Linked DNA regions of Homo sapiens: region 1 is linked to region 2. Evidence: chromatin loops called from intact Hi-C (ENCODE). Cell type or tissue: ascending aorta. All regions are shown on one strand. Each heading gives the region's core, and the rest is flanking DNA. Links, peaks and the distances in the headings are about the cores only.

Evidence for each region. Peaks named below come from ENCODE experiments on the same cell type or tissue, not always from the same donor. Only the 100,000 strongest peaks of a DNase experiment are listed, where the experiment ranks them.
Region 1: a loop joins it to region 2, with 6 times the contacts of the local background. A loop is called at or near these places in 1 of 110 quality-filtered maps.

Annotation. Positions count from the first base shown.
Region 1 is chr12:23,945,047-23,953,391 of GRCh38, reverse strand. SOX5 (SRY-box transcription factor 5) reads left to right here and starts at 3,722. Exons shown (of 15, transcript NM_006940.6): 1 at 3,722-3,828. The coding sequence starts at 3,791. In ascending aorta, for the core only: no CTCF peak of the experiment used is centred there; a DNase peak (open chromatin) is centred at 3,521; H3K4me3 peaks cover 4,245 bases.
Region 2 is chr12:24,063,303-24,071,647 of GRCh38, reverse strand. It overlaps a transcript of SOX5 not described here. Among named protein-coding and RNA genes, the nearest start is that of SOX5, 120 kb to the right of the region's middle. RefSeq lists an enhancer at 1,459-1,753. In ascending aorta, for the core only: no CTCF peak of the experiment used is centred there; a DNase peak (open chromatin) is centred at 4,517; H3K27ac peaks cover 850 bases.

The DNA.
Region 1 (8,345 bases), core at 210-8,209, 120 kb after region 2:
CTGATAATTGAAAAAGAATTTGGGTTTAATAGATGCGCTAGTCATGAACACATATTTAATATTTAAACATTTTAACGTTTAATGCAAAATTTAAAAGATTCAATTAACAGTATTTTAATATTAAACATTGTATTGATTGGATCATTTTGATCATTTAATGAAATAACCCAAGACAAAATTTAACCAAAACATTTTGGAACAGTCTTTCCTTTTGCTGATATTCTAAAGTCTGACAGAAATGCTAATTTTCAATATAGGATTCAAATGAAAGAAAACTTTTATGGCTTAGAGAGGTACATTTTAAAATATTCAATTAAACCATCATATACAGTATTAGCTTAATGACAGCTTTTATAAATTTTATTTTTTATAACAATTACCTGAAAGCCTTTCAGGTCACTTAAAGTATGAGTACCATCTTGGGATTTTCATCTAACTATAAATTCTGGAGGATCAGTTTATTCTGCATTATGGTGTCATAAGTGAAATAGATAGAAGTGGCTTCAAGCAACAAATGGGCTACTAACCAGTTGAATGACTTTAAATTCTGTTTGCCCAAGTTAAACAGTGGGAAAATTAGGGAAATACATACCTACCCCTTTCTACTCTGTAAGATCCATGAGCTAATTTATGTGAACAAAATTCCTTATGATCTTAGAGTTCCATTAGTTCAAATTATCATTATTAGGATGATCATTATTTGGCAAATTTTCTGTCTAGTTCCTCGTCTATTTCAACTCCTTCAGCATAGATGATTGTGCAAGAAATAATTTGTCTTTTGAATGGCTACAGTAATGTTTGCAGAATATATTGAAGTCAAAAAACTAACTTTCAAACCATTTAACATTCTCTTCTATATTCTTTGTGTTTATTTGGCATATGTACAGATGTATACATATATTAAGTGCCAATAAAATCAAAATCAAATATAAGGAAGATTCTAATATGAGTATCTTTTCTTTATACTATAGTTGGCCTCAAACACTCATACTCTTTCTTACCTGCTCTGGTGACCTTCTAGATTAGAGTTTCAAAGAAACAACCAGAGGTAGTAGCTGTAGCAAGACAGCAGCTGGGACCATACGGATCTCAGCATCCTGCCTTATGGCCATTATCTTTGTTTCTATCTTTATGCTGCCACTATGTCTCCTTGTGCTCTCTCTGCGTCCTCTCCTCCCGCCTCCTCCTCTTCCTGACTCCACTCCCATGGCTCCCTGTAACTCACCCATCCTCCTTCTTCACTTTTTTTCTCTATTGATATAAGATAAGCAAGATTTTTCCTAGTTAGGAAAAAAATTTTAAATATTTTTAAAAGTGTATATAGCTATGCAGCTACTATACCCTAATTCTCATAACAACCATTAACAAATGAAGAAAAATATAATTTTTGTATACATTATCCATTAGAGTATATTAGATTGTAGGTCCCTTAAGGGCTGAAAAAATAGAGATTTAAAATAAATGCAACAATTTTTTCATTTTTCTGTGTGGGAGTAGGTTGTTGCTGTAACAAAAAATAATTTGAGACTAACAACAAGAAAGAATAGTGAGTAATATTCTTCCCCCCTTCCCCAACTGCTGAAAGTGAAAATCATGTCAGCATCAAGTCATTTTTGCCACATCCCTTGTTAACAGCTTTTTCAGGGTGGGTCATAGTTCTATGTTTTGTTAGTGTCTTAACTCCATAGTGACATGCTTAAATCTTATTCCACATTGATTTTGTAGTGTGTGTGTGTGTATATATATATTTTTAGAACATCTCCTGATGATAGAATTAAATATTAAGTTATTATCAACTTGTCTAAAAATTTATAAGCTTTGAATGAAAAATAAATTTACTAATATAAGTTCATAATTGATTTTTTTCTCTTTGGAATATGTGTATGATGTATCACTGTGAATGTCTAAAAAAGTAAACTTACTGTTTGCCTGTCTCCAGAAAAAAAAGTGGGACCTAATCAAACTGCCGTGGGGTCAACCCTTGTGGTTTTAAAGGCCCTTAATGTTGTCCAGCTGCAAAATAAAAGGAATTGGGAGGGGAAGTTGGAAGGAGTGGAGGGGGTTGGGGGGGAGGAATGTGTGGAAAAGAACAGGGAGTCTGGCTTTTATTTTTTTTTTAAGTGAGTTCAGTGCCAGCCTGGACATTGGCTGTACAGACTATTGAGCCATTGTCTGCTCCATTTCCAGAATAGCCCCCAGTTAATCACTTCGGCTTTGAAGGGAATTTCCTCGTGGAATTCTCCACAGAAAATCTAATCAACTGACCTGCCCTCTCAACAATGGAAGGCTTTTTTTTCCTCTCTTTCCCTTATTGGGGCGGGCTCTGTAATGTAGCCTTTTGTGCAGAATGAACCCTCCCAGTAGGAGTGGAGAGCGTGCGTGAGTGAGTGTGTGTGTGTGTGTGTGTGTGTGTGCATGCGTGTGTGAAGAATGCACACTATCTCCTGTTGGTAAGTGTGTGCTTACTCCCTGACCAGATGCTGCGGTGCACGGGGCAGCCACCATCTCTGCATGCATGTCTGTGTAAGTGTCTCTCTCTCTGTGTGTATGTGCCTCTGTCATTTCGTGTCAAAGGTACATTACCTGATTACCTTTCTCGGCTGCCAGATTTTTATCTAGATAATTGGAACTGCTATGGAGGCTGTGCCTTGCCAGCCAGCTTAGAATCTGTAAAGCCATAGTTTGTCCACCTTGTTATCTGTGGCTGCCTGGGCAGAGGAAATTAAAGAGATCCACAGCCAGGGGGGCGCTTCCTACTCCTGACCTCCCCAGCGATCCCAAACAGGACAGTTTGTTAGTACCGTCTTTTTGTTTTTATGTTTTGATTTCGTTTTGGGTTTTTGTTCGCTCGTGTATGTTATTTTGGCATGTGGATACCTATTCCCCTCCACATCGCACATCGTGTTTTATGGAGTTTAGAGCTGAGGAAACTTTGGTCGGGTTGCCAGGACGTTCGCACCACTTTGCGGAAAGCACGAGCTAACAGTGAGACCGACAGAGTGAGTGACAAGTTGTTTACAGGTTTCCTTGAAGGGGCCTCTGCTATATTTCAATCTGTCAAAGTTGCTTTTCTTCCCTCAGAACAATGCCTGATTGTTGTGTGTGTGTGAGTGTGTGTGTGTGTGTGTGCGTGTATTTCCGTGTGTGAACGGAGAGAGCCTAGAAAAGGGTGAGAAGGAATAACAATTCTTTGTGTAAAAATGCTATTACTAACATTAAATTTTTTGCTTAATTAGTTAATAAATGCAGTTTAATCGAGCTTCTGTTATTATATAGACTAGGTTTTTAATCAGCAGCAAATACGTTTTACAAAATCATACTGTTCTGCGTGTGTATGTGTGTGTGTGAGTTTTATGATTTAGAAGACAGAGTATGGGAGACGTGTTAAATGAGTTGACTTCTCACATTCAGTGATGTCTAGAAGAGAGAATTAAAAGGAAAGGACAGGCACCCTGAGGTTGTCTAGAGCCTTGCAGCCGGAGCGTGTGGCTCCGCGGAGGGGGGAGCAGCCAGACTCCGCTGCTGGAAGTGCACTACCCCTTTAAGAGACTGGTCAAGGAGTCCTAGGAGAGAGAGGAGGGGAAGGAGGGGGGGAGAAAGAGAGAGAGAGAGAGAGAGAGAGAGACAGAGAGAGAGAGGGAGAGAGAGAGAGAGAGAGAGGGAGGGAGGGAGGGGGGGAAGAGACAGAGAGAAAATCAATTGGTTTAGAAGGTTTGGACTCACTTGACAGGTTCAGTTGGAGACGATCATAGGTGGCTGCTGTGACAAAGGGAAATTGTGCTTTTCCAGCATGCTTACTGACCCTGATTTACCTCAGGAGTTTGAAAGGTGAGTACAGTTTTTTCCCCCTAATATATTGAAGTACAACTCTCCCATTTTACAGTAGTCTCTGAATCATTGGAAGATGCTCCCCCAAAACGTGTTTGTTAGAGAAGCCTTTAGCTAGGGCTTCTGCAATCTTGTTAGCTGATTTTTTGTTGTGATTGCCCGGACCAAACTGAACTGATTTGCAAAGTCTCCGAGATTTCTGCTAATGTTTTTAGGTTGCGTCCTATAACAGCAAATTAAATGAACCTTAAGCATCTCTCTCTCTCTCCCCAACTCGCTGCTTCTGTCTTTCTCATTCACTCTCTTACTTTCTTCCTTCATTGATTGTTTTCTCCCCACCTTTTAAAAACGCTTTTGTGCAGAATGTTACCATTTTCAGCATCTCTGTCTCATGTAATTTCTAGGGTGACAGAAGGTTTTAGTGGTGCTTTAAACGGAGGCTATAAGTTCCTATTTGATCCTTCCGTAAAACTTTGGAAGCTGCTCAGTAAAGCACATGACCTTTTGTTGATATAAGAGAGCGTTTTTTCCCCCCAAAGAAAATTTAACATCATCGCTATATTAGATTACTCCCTAAGTGTCAAAAATAGGGGCGAAAAGGGGATAAATGGAGCTGTTCCCTTTCTAAGTTTTAGTGGCCACTTTTTGTGTTAGCTGTCTTGACTGAATTTTAATTTACTGTATTTTCCCCTTTTGCTATGATGGGAATAGTGTATTTGTAATTAAGTTGTTCCTATTTAGAGAAATATCTGCAGCATCCTTTTATTTGATGTTGTTGCAAGTAAAGCAGGGCTTTGAAAGAATTTTAGCCCTCTTAATGTTCCTATAAGTACACATTGCAATTTTTAAATTTGAGTTCTTATCCCAGCATAAGTTCATTTTTTTGAACTATAAATAGAATTTTGTTTGCCATTAAAAAGAATTCAAACTTTGTATTCTGTATGGTGAATTAAAAAAAAAAAAGCTAAAAAAAGCCAGGATGCATGATACCCAGGCTTTTTTTCATTTTCATGAAAGCTACCTTCTGTATAAACATTTGTTGTATCTGACTATGCAATGCAAGCTAGGTGCTAGACCAGCTGGTTAAAAATATGCTAAGTCAAGCTGTTCATCGCTCAAACGACTGAATTTGATATGAAAAGACGAAAAAAGAAAGGACAAAGATTAAAACATTCTAGAAGTGAAGCAATGGAAGAGAAAAAGAGTATTGAGGATAAAGTAACGCTTGAATGTGGTCACATATTAGAAAAGCCAGTATCAAATCAGGGAAGAAAGTAAAATAGCCAACACATATACTTCGGTGCTGTCATCTTTCTTTGATTTCTTCTGTGTTTTTTTTTTTAATAATTAAATTGCATCTTTACTAGATAATTCCAGCGAATGTTTGAGCTTTCTTAACAGTTTTGAATTAAAATTTTCACTTCTATATATTAACTCTTTAATTAGTGAGCTTTTATTTGCAAATATAGCCTTATATCATAGGTAGATGTTGAAGTTATTCATAGTGGAACATACTGTACATTACCTAATGTAGCGATTTGCTAATTTAACACAGTTAAGTTTTCTAGAATGCACAGAGTAGCACTTAAATGATAATATTCTTTAATTCTAATTATACTTTTTGCAAATACAACTCTGAGGCTGATTTGTAAGCCTGTTAACAGATTGTACTTATAAAAAGGTAGTTACATATTAACAGGCTGTAGCCTATTTCTCTATATAGGCAAGCTTCCTGCTGTGAACTTTATTTGTATTTTTTTTTCAATTATCTCTTTTTAAACTAAACTTTTCCCTTTCCTATTCTGATGCTCAAATCTGTTAACATCTTTTTTCCTCCTGGTGGGAATTTCATTTTTTTTTTTCACCCAGAGGCATGCTTTTCTAACTAGCTAATTAAATAAGCAAGTGATAATCAATAGGGTTGTTAGTATGACTATCATATTTAGAAATATTAGTAGCTAAAATAATTCTGAAAAATGTCACACAATATAACGTTCCTTAATAATTTCCCCTGTGGTTGTAATTGGTAATACATACAAAGATCTCAGCAAATCATTACTATTTGTTTACATTGAATTTGTACGGGTGAGTGTCTCTATAGGCACCCATGCATGATACAGTGTATCATGTAGACACAATATTGAATATTTATATTCTTCAAAGGAGGTATTTATGATGTAACTAAACTATCACATATAATTAGATTTTTTGCCTTTTCAACTATTTGCAACTTTCATTGAATAAATAGGTCATTTCTATTGACTGTTAATTTTTATTCTATTGGGTCACTTGCTATAGATGAATTTCCCACTTAAACTTAGAAATCTAAAAGAAGACTTCTAAATTTCTTTGTGAAATAGAGAACTTTGATCTAGAGGACATAATAAATTGCTTAGGGTTCATGTACTGTAAAAGTTTTATGTGATCATTTTTACTAATTTCATTGGTAGAGTCTTGTCCATCTTTTATTCTTCCCAGCCTGTAGACTATTTGAACTTTAAGGAATATTCAGAACTTAAATATCAGGATCAAAATTTGGATTTAGATTTGTATATGTCTATATTATCATCCCTAGAAATGAACATGGTCAGTACTCTCAGACTAATAAGCAGTTGTTAAATAGTTAAGAAGTAGTAACAATTTCATTGTCTGTTAAAAATATGCAGGAGGTAGTGCAAATAGAACAGTGATTCTAAAAGGTAAAGAACTTGAAATATTTTTATTTTCAAGCATTCTTGTGATAAACTGATTATGATTACTGAAAAACACAACTCCAAGGTGGGAAGCAAATGGGTGTATATATTCTAAAAAATTATTTGTAAGGAAAGTCTTCTACATTTTACCGTTTAAAGGAAACATAGCTGGCAACATGGTCTAAATGTGAGTAATAGCATCATTAGAATGAACGCCCGAAGTCTCCCCACATTTTTAAAAGAAGTCAATAAATTTATATATTTAACTGAAAGTAGATAATGAAAAATTGTGACTTAAGGTTTTCCTTTGAGAATGTCACCTACTTTTTGATATTTCAAGGATGAAAAGAAAATATTTGCCTTAAATGTCAATATTAGTTTGTTCATGATAAGTAAAAATGTCCATTTTTGATAGTTTCTCAATATTCTATTTCTTTCCTTTTAATTTTATCTGTCCTCTTTGGTTGTAACATAATAGTTTTGTGTCTAAGCTTCCCGTTACAGTTTCTAATTGCTTTATGTTAGAAACTTAAATAGCAAGTGTAAGACGATTGCTTAAGAAGACAGTTCTGATAATGTCTAGAAAGGAGAAAAAAAGTTGGGATTGAAAGTAGTGGGATTATGCAAATTAGGTTGTTAGTATCACCTATTTGATTGCTTCTCCCAAATTGGTGCAGACAACAGACAGCAGATTTTCTACATGTTGAAAGGAACACTACAATAGTAAAACCTTCTGCAATAAAAATTAACTTATTTACTTCACATTTCCATCAAATTTATTTCTGGTCATGCTGACTAAATAATTTTTTTCTTATTAGGACACTTTTCAGTGTTTTTCTGAAGAAAGAAATATATATCAGGTGCTGTTACAAACTAATTCGTAAAATTCCCATGAAAAGCTACTGCTAGACATTTGCAGAAAACTACTCTCTGACATTAGTGGTATTTTAGTTACCTAAAGTTTGACCATAGTCATGAAATATTTATGACACAGATATATTTTGCTTAATTAAAAACCTTAACAACAACAACAAAAAAATCCGTTGTGCTCATGAGTGATAAGTACATTCAGGTTAGCAGGCACACTCTAGGTGTGAATCACAGAAAAGTTATCTGTTCACATTCTGTCACCTAATGGCAACTGTAAACCTGTAAGTTTGATTTTACGTTTTCAGGATGTTCTCATAGGCTTTGATAATTTTATTTATATTTTATTTACTACTACATTGTAGAGGAGACAATGTCTACAACTGAATATAGATTTTAATTACCGTGTCAATAATTTGCAAGCTAACTGAGCTAAGACATTGGTTTGGAATGCAGCTTGCATGAGGCAGTTCATAAACCACATTTCTATCACTCTCATGCTGGAATACTGTCCTGAAGACTTGGCAGGAGACCTGACTGATTACCAGGAACAATTAAGGGTTAAATGTCAGGTGACATTGTGTACTGCTCAGTTTTTAGCAGGTTTGATAGACACAGAAATGTGCAAATATTATGATTACTTCACATATTGGTGTGTCCTTATCTTATGTTTCTCAAATATAATAAGCACATGTTAAAGTATTTACCTGTTCTTAGGGAGTTTTTGACAAAAATCTTGTATACGCATCATACATGAGAGACATATAATAAGACCTGTTCTGATTCTTTAGCACATTAGTCCTCCACAGAGTTGGAAACTATTTCATATGGATTATACTCCTAATGCATTTAGAAAGCAAAATTACATTCATGGGTAAAGGCTGATTTTTATTGTCTGTTTTCTCTCCACTATCAATTGTTCAGCAACCTAATGAGTATATTGTGTAATGCAGATGT
Region 2 (8,345 bases), core at 218-8,217:
CCTGGCTAACATGGTAAAACCCCGTCTCTACTAAAAACTATGAAAAATTAGCCGGGCGTGGTGGCGGGTGCCTGTATCCCAGCTACTCAGGAGGCTGAGGCAGAAGAATGGCGTGAACCTGGGAGGCAGAGCTTGCAGTGAGCCGAGATCGCGCCACTGCACTCCAGCTTGGGCAACAGAGTGAGACTCCGTCTCAAAAATAAAATAATAAAAATAAAAATAAAAAACAAGGCTTGATTCCACTTGTTTAAATGTGGGCACATCTTTTCACCTTCTTGAGCCATCTGCCTAATTGATATAGCAATAGCTGCCTTACATGGTTCATGTGGGAATTAAATTAGGCAATGCAGTTAAGCATTTTGCCCAGTACCTGCCAGATAGAATGGGGTTAATATTGTTATTAACACTGTTATTTTGTGAGCATTTAATTTTTAAGCCATTAATTGGGGTCATATTTAATGGTCTACATGGTATAAATATAGCATAACTAATTATTTAAGTATAATAAATGCAGAATTTTACATGCAGCTTTATGTTGAGCAAGTTACTTATCCTTTGTCTGGCAAACTTGGGACAGAAACGCCAGTCTTCTATTGTATTCAGGACTAAGTGAGTTTAAAATAAGATAATGTACAGAAAATTTCCAGCATAATGTTTGGCATATAAGGTTCAAACGTATTTGTTCCAGACAAAACTAACCTTTGGTGATTAGGCAAAACTAGCCTAGTTTTGTTCTAGGCAAAATTAATCTATGGAGGTTACCCCTGGTGGATAATTGACTGGAAGGGCATGCATAAACCATCTGGCATGACAGAAATAGGCTGTATCTCAATCCGAGGATGATTACATAAACGGATATGCAGGTAAAAATTGTTTGAGCTGTACACTTAAGATTCTTTTATTTTACTGAATACAAATTATGTCTAAAAATGTTTGTTCTCTTCCCTAAACATAAATACCATATTACATTTTTATAACTGAAAAAAGTCTCAACTAATGATAATACTATTTTTCTAATGGCATGGTTAAAATATCAGTCCTTTACAGTAGTTTTTTTTTTTAAAAAACAATAAATAAAGATGAAAAAGGGCACCATGATTCCTTGAATTTCCTGAGGTCTGAAAGTAGTTGGAGGAACATTCAGTGGTTATATGTATTTCACCACCCCCATTGTTTCAGTTTGGCACACCATATTTTAGGATATGTATTGCCCACCTAGTTCTGGGACCTGCTCTTTTCCCTGGCACAAACAAAACTGTCCATTATGGAGCATTATTTTTACTAGGGTGTGATCAAAGGGCCTGATCAGTCCTGTTGCCTCTTTCTTTCTGTATTTTTCTGAGATGAAACATCACTTATGATTTATTCCAATCAAGCTTTATTTAGAATTGGGTCTGTAGGAAGGGGTGGAAATGGAGGGGGAGGGAGCGGAAGGGACAGCATAAATATATACATGTAGTGTGTGAAAATAAAGAAAGGCATCTTTTGTTACAGCTGGTCGCAGGAGAAGTTTCTGCTTGCACTGCTGAAGATAGTATGAGAAGATTAGTGTTGTTGCGGCAAACTCAGGACAAAGACGGGCTGTGTGAGAGGGATCAGTATGTTTGCTCAGCAGAGCGCTCTCCCCGGTTGTTGACAGATTTAACTGGTGTAATGTTAGGCCTGGCTAGCTCCTCCCCATGATTGTCAAGAAGCAATAGGTGCAGTAGTAAATGGCTATGTGGAGTATACCATGAATTCCCCATTTGTGTAGTAGCTGTAGATTGGGGTGGGGATTTAATATTGAATGGACTCCAGATTGTCTAAATTGCAATCACAGTGTTTATTTAAATAGCCTATGGGGACCATTAAAGCATTTTAACTTTTGCTCCTATGTCTCTCGTGTTATGAAATCTTGAAGCACATTGGGGAGAAAAGAAAAATCCAGCCTTGTAAAAGCATTAGGATGCTAGAAGTTCTCCCTGCTGCCAAAAATGCTTCAAGAGTTTTAGTTCTCTGAACTAATGTGTAATATGATGGATGGGATCCTGCTGTGATCTCTAACTAGGGGATTTTCCCTGTGCAGATACACTGATCTGTCACTGTGTAATCACTGCTATGTCATTTTGGGAGACTCTTTCCGATATTGGTTCTCCACTTGTAATGCTGAAGTCTGTTCTTCTCATAATAATTTTTATAATGATATATCTTTAAAATTATATGACTATTTTAATTACACAGTTGCTTTGCTATGCAGTTATTACACTCTAATTTTAGATTAAGAAAAGCTATTTCTTTTACAATACTGGGCCAGCATGATGGTGAAACTTTAGTTTGATGTACATGGTGTAAAACCATGAACTTGAGGTGTGGAGAAAAAGATGCATACCTATTTCTGAGGTAGAGCTTCTAAATAGAAAGCGTGCTCTATTAAGTTTCCATGCTGATTTAAAACCATAAAATTCAAAACACCTCACAAATCATTGTCACTTAAAGTGCTAAAAAACATTTCTACAGTTAGTTTACTTCTCCAGGAAAACTTTGTCTATTTTTTTTTAAGGCCCTAAGTCTGGAGTTTCATTTGACAATGCAAAATATTATTTTCTGATTATGCAAGCAACCTAGTCCCTGAGATATTTCTGAATTGCTGAGCTTAATTTTCAACTTTTTTTTTTTTTCCCAAATTCCTGCTAAGTTTCTGGGGGCTATGCTAACTCCTTGGACTATATAAAAATAAGTTCCTGTATTTGAGGCTCCAACTCTGGGTGACAGGACAAGGTATTCCACATTAGACTATTTCAGGGCACTTTTAGGGTCCTTGAAGTCCAGCCCTTCTGCATCTTTTTTGCCTTATGTATATAGTGGTGATAGTAATACCTATTTATCTTGGATATAAACTAGGAACTAATGTGTGTGTGTGTATATATATATATATATATATATATATATATATATATATATATACACACACACACACACACACACACATACGACTTTGACCTTTCTAAAAATAAAGATACCTTAAGAGTTGTTTTGCTGAGGAGATGAGTACATCAGCTATAGGAGATCTTAAAAATGAATAACTTCCATTCTGCAGCTGGGCAGTGGCATTTAACTTGAGTCAGACCATATGCAAATGAAGGCTTCTATAACATCACAAGTTTTCTAAGATAATCTCTTTTATTTATCATCACAGTATATACTATAGAGCTAATTACTTCCAAATATAACATGATATAGGTGTTTCTTTCCTAAAATTCTTTTTTTCCCAAAAATGCTTTACATTGCTCTTTATTCCATATTAAAACCAAAGGTTTCAGATTTCTTTTGGCTCAGGGTTCCAAATTTTTGTGAACAATGTTATCAGTATTTCCAACTATGCTGTGTATACTGGCCTCGAATCTCTAATTCTTTTTCTAGGACACATTGACGACTAAAATCCATAAATTTTACAGAAGCCTCATTTAATCTGCTAATTTCCCTTTACTTATTACCCTTTAAGTTTTTTTTGTTTTGTTTTGTTTGAGACGGAGTCTCCCTCTGTCGCCCAGGCTGGAGTGCAGTGGCGCAATCTTGGCTCACTGCAACCTCCACCTCCTGGGTTCAAGCGATTCTCCTGCCTCAGCCTCCCGAGTAGCTGGGACTACAGGCGCACACCACCACGCCTGGCTAATTTTTTGTATTTTAGTAGAGACGGGGTTTCACCGTGTTGTCCAGGCTGCTCTCAAACTCCTGAGCTCAGGCAATCCGCCCGCCTCGGCCTCCCATAGTGCTGGGATTACAGGCGTGAGCCGCCGCACCTGGCCTCCCTTGAAGTTTTTTAAAGAATTGATCCATGTTGCTTATTTATTTTTACTCTTAGTTTCACCTTCTTGTTTTTCTACTGCCTACTCCCCTTTCTCGCTCTCTTCCTTTTTTCTTTGTTTACTGATTGCGTTAAGTATTGAGAGCTATCAAAGAAAAGGCAAGCTGTAGAGAAGGAAGTGAAGAGTATGTATAATCCATAAAATCGTTGATCAATCTCAGAATAATAAGGAGGACCATGTATCGCCTACCATTTTCTAGGGAGTGATAAAGCATATATAGCTAATTAGAATAATCTCGTTTTGCTTTAAGAGTTTTACTATAATAATGATATCATCTTCCTATTATCTGCAATCATTCTAACTTCTAGGAATACTCTTTCTAGGACTGCTACCCACCGACAAAGGATATTTTAACTTAATATAAAGTTGAAAGGCACTGGAGTTTGGGGCTGCAAGGGAATCTGTATGGCAATTATGTTATTTTTCTGGGGCAAACCCTTGGTACTAATGCTGTTCATGGTTGTTTTGACTATATTACGTTTTGCTGAGCCTTGGGACTGCTTTTGGAAGGTTTAGAAGTATCCAGGGAGGCGCCTGCCCCTTTGATTATTCATACCCAGCTCTTTATTTTTATTTGAGACATAAAATAAAAACACACCCTGGCTTCTGCTTAGCCTCCACTGGCATTCATTTTAAAAACAAACCCCAAACTGACCAAATGGCAGCAATACAAGTTTCTCTGCGAGTGAGTCATCTTTCATGTCAATCAGAGTTCATTTATGGAAGCATTAAATTCTGGTGCTGGCCAGGCCACCTTTAGACAAATTAAAATGGGTTGGGATTTGGTAGGGCTTGGAACAGAGGATTGAAAGGAAAACCAGAGTGATGTTATGACTCAGAAAGTGACTCTTTTCCTTTTGAATCAGAATTGAGCCACTGGTAGAGTTAGTTCTCTCGAAAAGATGGCAACTTTTAGGTGAAAGGTGAAATAAAATCTCTGACCACCTGTGTTCATCTTGTTGGTTCAACTTTGTGCCAGTTTGGACTTTTACTTACTCTTCACCTTTTCCCCCATTGCTTAGTTATAAATAGGTGTAATATTTTCCTGCTTATGTTCCTTAAAACATTTTTAAGAATGATTGTGAACTTTTAACCACTGCTACATTTTATACCAGATATGGTTTTATTTCAGCAAGTTGTTAATTAATTTCTGCAGAAATGTAGAACTTTTTTTCTACTCTGCTCTTCAGATAAACTTTGAAATAACTCTTTAGTTATTTACCTTCTGAAATTTGCTGTTTATCCTATTTATATTCAAACAATATCAATTTTTCACATTTTAAAAATTCATTCTTTTATTGTTATTTCTGTCTGCTTCTAAAGATGATTTTTTCAAGGACTCATTATTTCAACACTTATTGAGCACCTATCATGTACAGCTATTTTAAGTTTTTCACTACATCTTCATTGGAAGCTATCATAGAATATTTTCATTTTCATGGTTGATTGATTTTCATTTCATACTATCTTAAAGTCTAGTATTTTATTACATCTTACAAGTACTTACATGAGTCACATTGTGATTTTTGGTGTTGATACTCATTAGTTCAACATCATAAACCAATTTTAAGACCTGTATGCATGTATCAGCCTTCTATATCAACTGATAATTAAGAGAAGAGATTGTATCTTTTTGTCAAATTTATATATAGTTGGTTCATTCCAGAATTATAGCCATTTTAATCCCAAGTGCATTTGTTAGTTCTGTATTTATTCATTTAATGCACAATTATTGAAATCCTACTTTTTTTTTTAGACTGTAAGTTCCTTAAGGCATTAAAATATTTCCCAAATGAAAGAATAAAAGAGTACAATAGATGAACAAGCATGGACCCTTCTGAAGAAATAAAGCTCCTTAGTGGTAAATTTGCTGAAGTTAACTGTGTCCTCACCCTACTCAGAATTAATTCAGGATTTTGGTGGTTTTGTAATTGTGAGTGTTGAGCTTTTTGTCATTTGCAAAGTGAAGTGAGATAAGACAGGGATATGCATTTCATGGAGATTAAGGGCCTGGGCACAAAGTGAAGAAGTTCCTGGTTGACATTGGTCATTGTAAGAAATGAGCAACTAAAAGTATAGACTTTAGCGTTGAACTCATTTAGTGATTATTTCTTTTTCTTTTTCTTTTTTCTTTTCTTTTTTTTTTTTTTTTTTTTTGAGATGGAGTCTCGCTCTGTCGCCAGGCTGGAGTGTAGTGATGTGATCTCAGCTCACTGCAACCTCTGCCTCCCGGGTTCAAGCGATTCTCTTGCCTCAGACTCCTGAGTAGCTGGGACTACAGGTGTGCACCACCACGCCTGGCTAATTTTCGTATTTTTAGTAGAGACAGGGTTTCACCATGTTAGTCAGGATGTTCTCGATGTCTTGACCTCGTGATCCACCCACCTTGGCCTCCCAAAGTGCTGGGATTAATGGCATGAGCCACCACACCCGGCCCTAGTGATTATTTCATTTGGAGGTATTTGTATCCACAACCTTTACTCTGTTCCATATTCTGGAATCCAGCTCCATGTGCCTCTCTCCTGCAATTTTCCCTCATCTTTGAGGAGTAGGAGGGCACAGAGTGATTAGGTAAGAACTGGAGGACAAGGGATGGGAGATAGCCAAGATCACACTCAGGAACTTAATGTCTCTACCAGCCCATTGTCATTCTTCTGATATCTACTGAACCTTACACATCCGCACATCCCTAAACTGCCCTTTCACCCCCTTAATGTGGAGCACAGTGCCATTCTTCAGTAGGAAGCCTTTTTATGCAACTGAATTTTATTTTGGAATAAAAGCATCTGGTGATTAAGGATATTGCCTTCCAGTTTCCATTTTCAACCTCGGTTTAAAAATTAGTATCTAAGGGGAATATATGTATATAAACTTTCTTTGGCTGATAGCCTGTGTTTGTACCCTGTGTCCCTGCTTCTGATAAAGATAATCCGAACTATAACCTCTGTCACATGAACCCATCCTTATGTATTAGCAGGAAGATTTTGAACTGACACCTCTTCTGAGACATGTATATTCACTTATAGATGATCATTATTCTGTTCAAGAAATATTTTTTGAGCTTCTGCTGCATGACAGGACCTTTCTATGATCAGGATACAGCTGGGAACAAAACCAAGTTCCAGCACCATATTGAACACAGTCTCATAAGGAGAACAGATAATAACCAAAATAACATTTTGAAAAAACAAACATAAATTGATTATGGATTCAATTTTATTTAAAAATTATATTGTATTTTATTTCTGTACTACTTTAAAGCTTTTAAATCATTTCTGATTGTTCTGCATATTATATTTCATATATTTGAAAACAGTTTGTTAACTGTAAAAACCTTGATATATGAGTTACATATATGTAACTTAATAGATGAGCACATACCTTTTCTGATGGAACTGATCGGGTGCCGTGGTTACCAGATGTTCAAAAGTCAATTTAGAACCTACTGTACCAGTGTACATAAGAGTCATCTTGGATATTTGCCGTATTGCATTACAGTGTCCTTGGATGAGTTTTGAGAGCCTGCATTTTAAATGAATCTAGCCAAATATGGTGCTAGCTAGGGAAGGGCCACTCTTTGAAGAGCACCAGTGTTGGAGAGTTTCTCACAAGGGAGCTTAGAAGAGCCGCTAAGAGAATTGAATGCATATGTCTTGTTGGTGTCTCCAATTCAAAGGCTAGCATTGGTGGTTCATTTGGTATTCTTTTAGGTCCCGTGTTAAGCATAAGAACTACAAGATGGTAGTTCTGGATGCTGAGCTTAAGGATCTTACAGTTTACTTACAACATAGACCTCTCCCTACCATTTTATTCCCTGCTGTCATTCTAAACTGTGTGGCATTTTCTATTTATAAAGTACTTTTGTATACATTATTTGACTTATTACCTCATTGACCTAGGTTATATGAATTTTTTATTAGACATATATGTCATTACAGATGAAAACAGAGGCCCAGAGATATTAATGATTAAGTAGGCTAAACGTACAGAGCAAGTATGTGGCAGAGCTAGGTCTTCTGATTCCAAGTCCAGAGTTTTTTCCCATTTCATTATATTCGTGTGCCTTATGTGTATTAGTTGAAAATTTAGAGTATTTCTTCACCTGTGACAGGTATATTATAATATTCAGAGATTCCTCAATCTGTGTAAAGGTTGTAATATGCCATGTTCCTAACCATTGAAATATGAAATCATTCGCCATCCTTAAGTAAAGCCAGATGCCTTCATTGAAAGTGGCAAGCATCTCTTGTAATAGGATTACTTGCACATTCCAGAAACTTATGACAAGTGGCAAATGAATTAATACTAGGAAATAACATATAGACTTACTGGGAAGGAGCCAGTCTTTGGACACCTCCACTCTAAATATTATTTGCATTAGAGACTCTGCTGAATCTATGTAGTGCCATTACTGAAGTGTATTTATTCTTTGATCACTATGTCTGATTGTTGTCTATCTGTTCATTCATTCAATAAACATTTGTTGAGCACTCATTATGT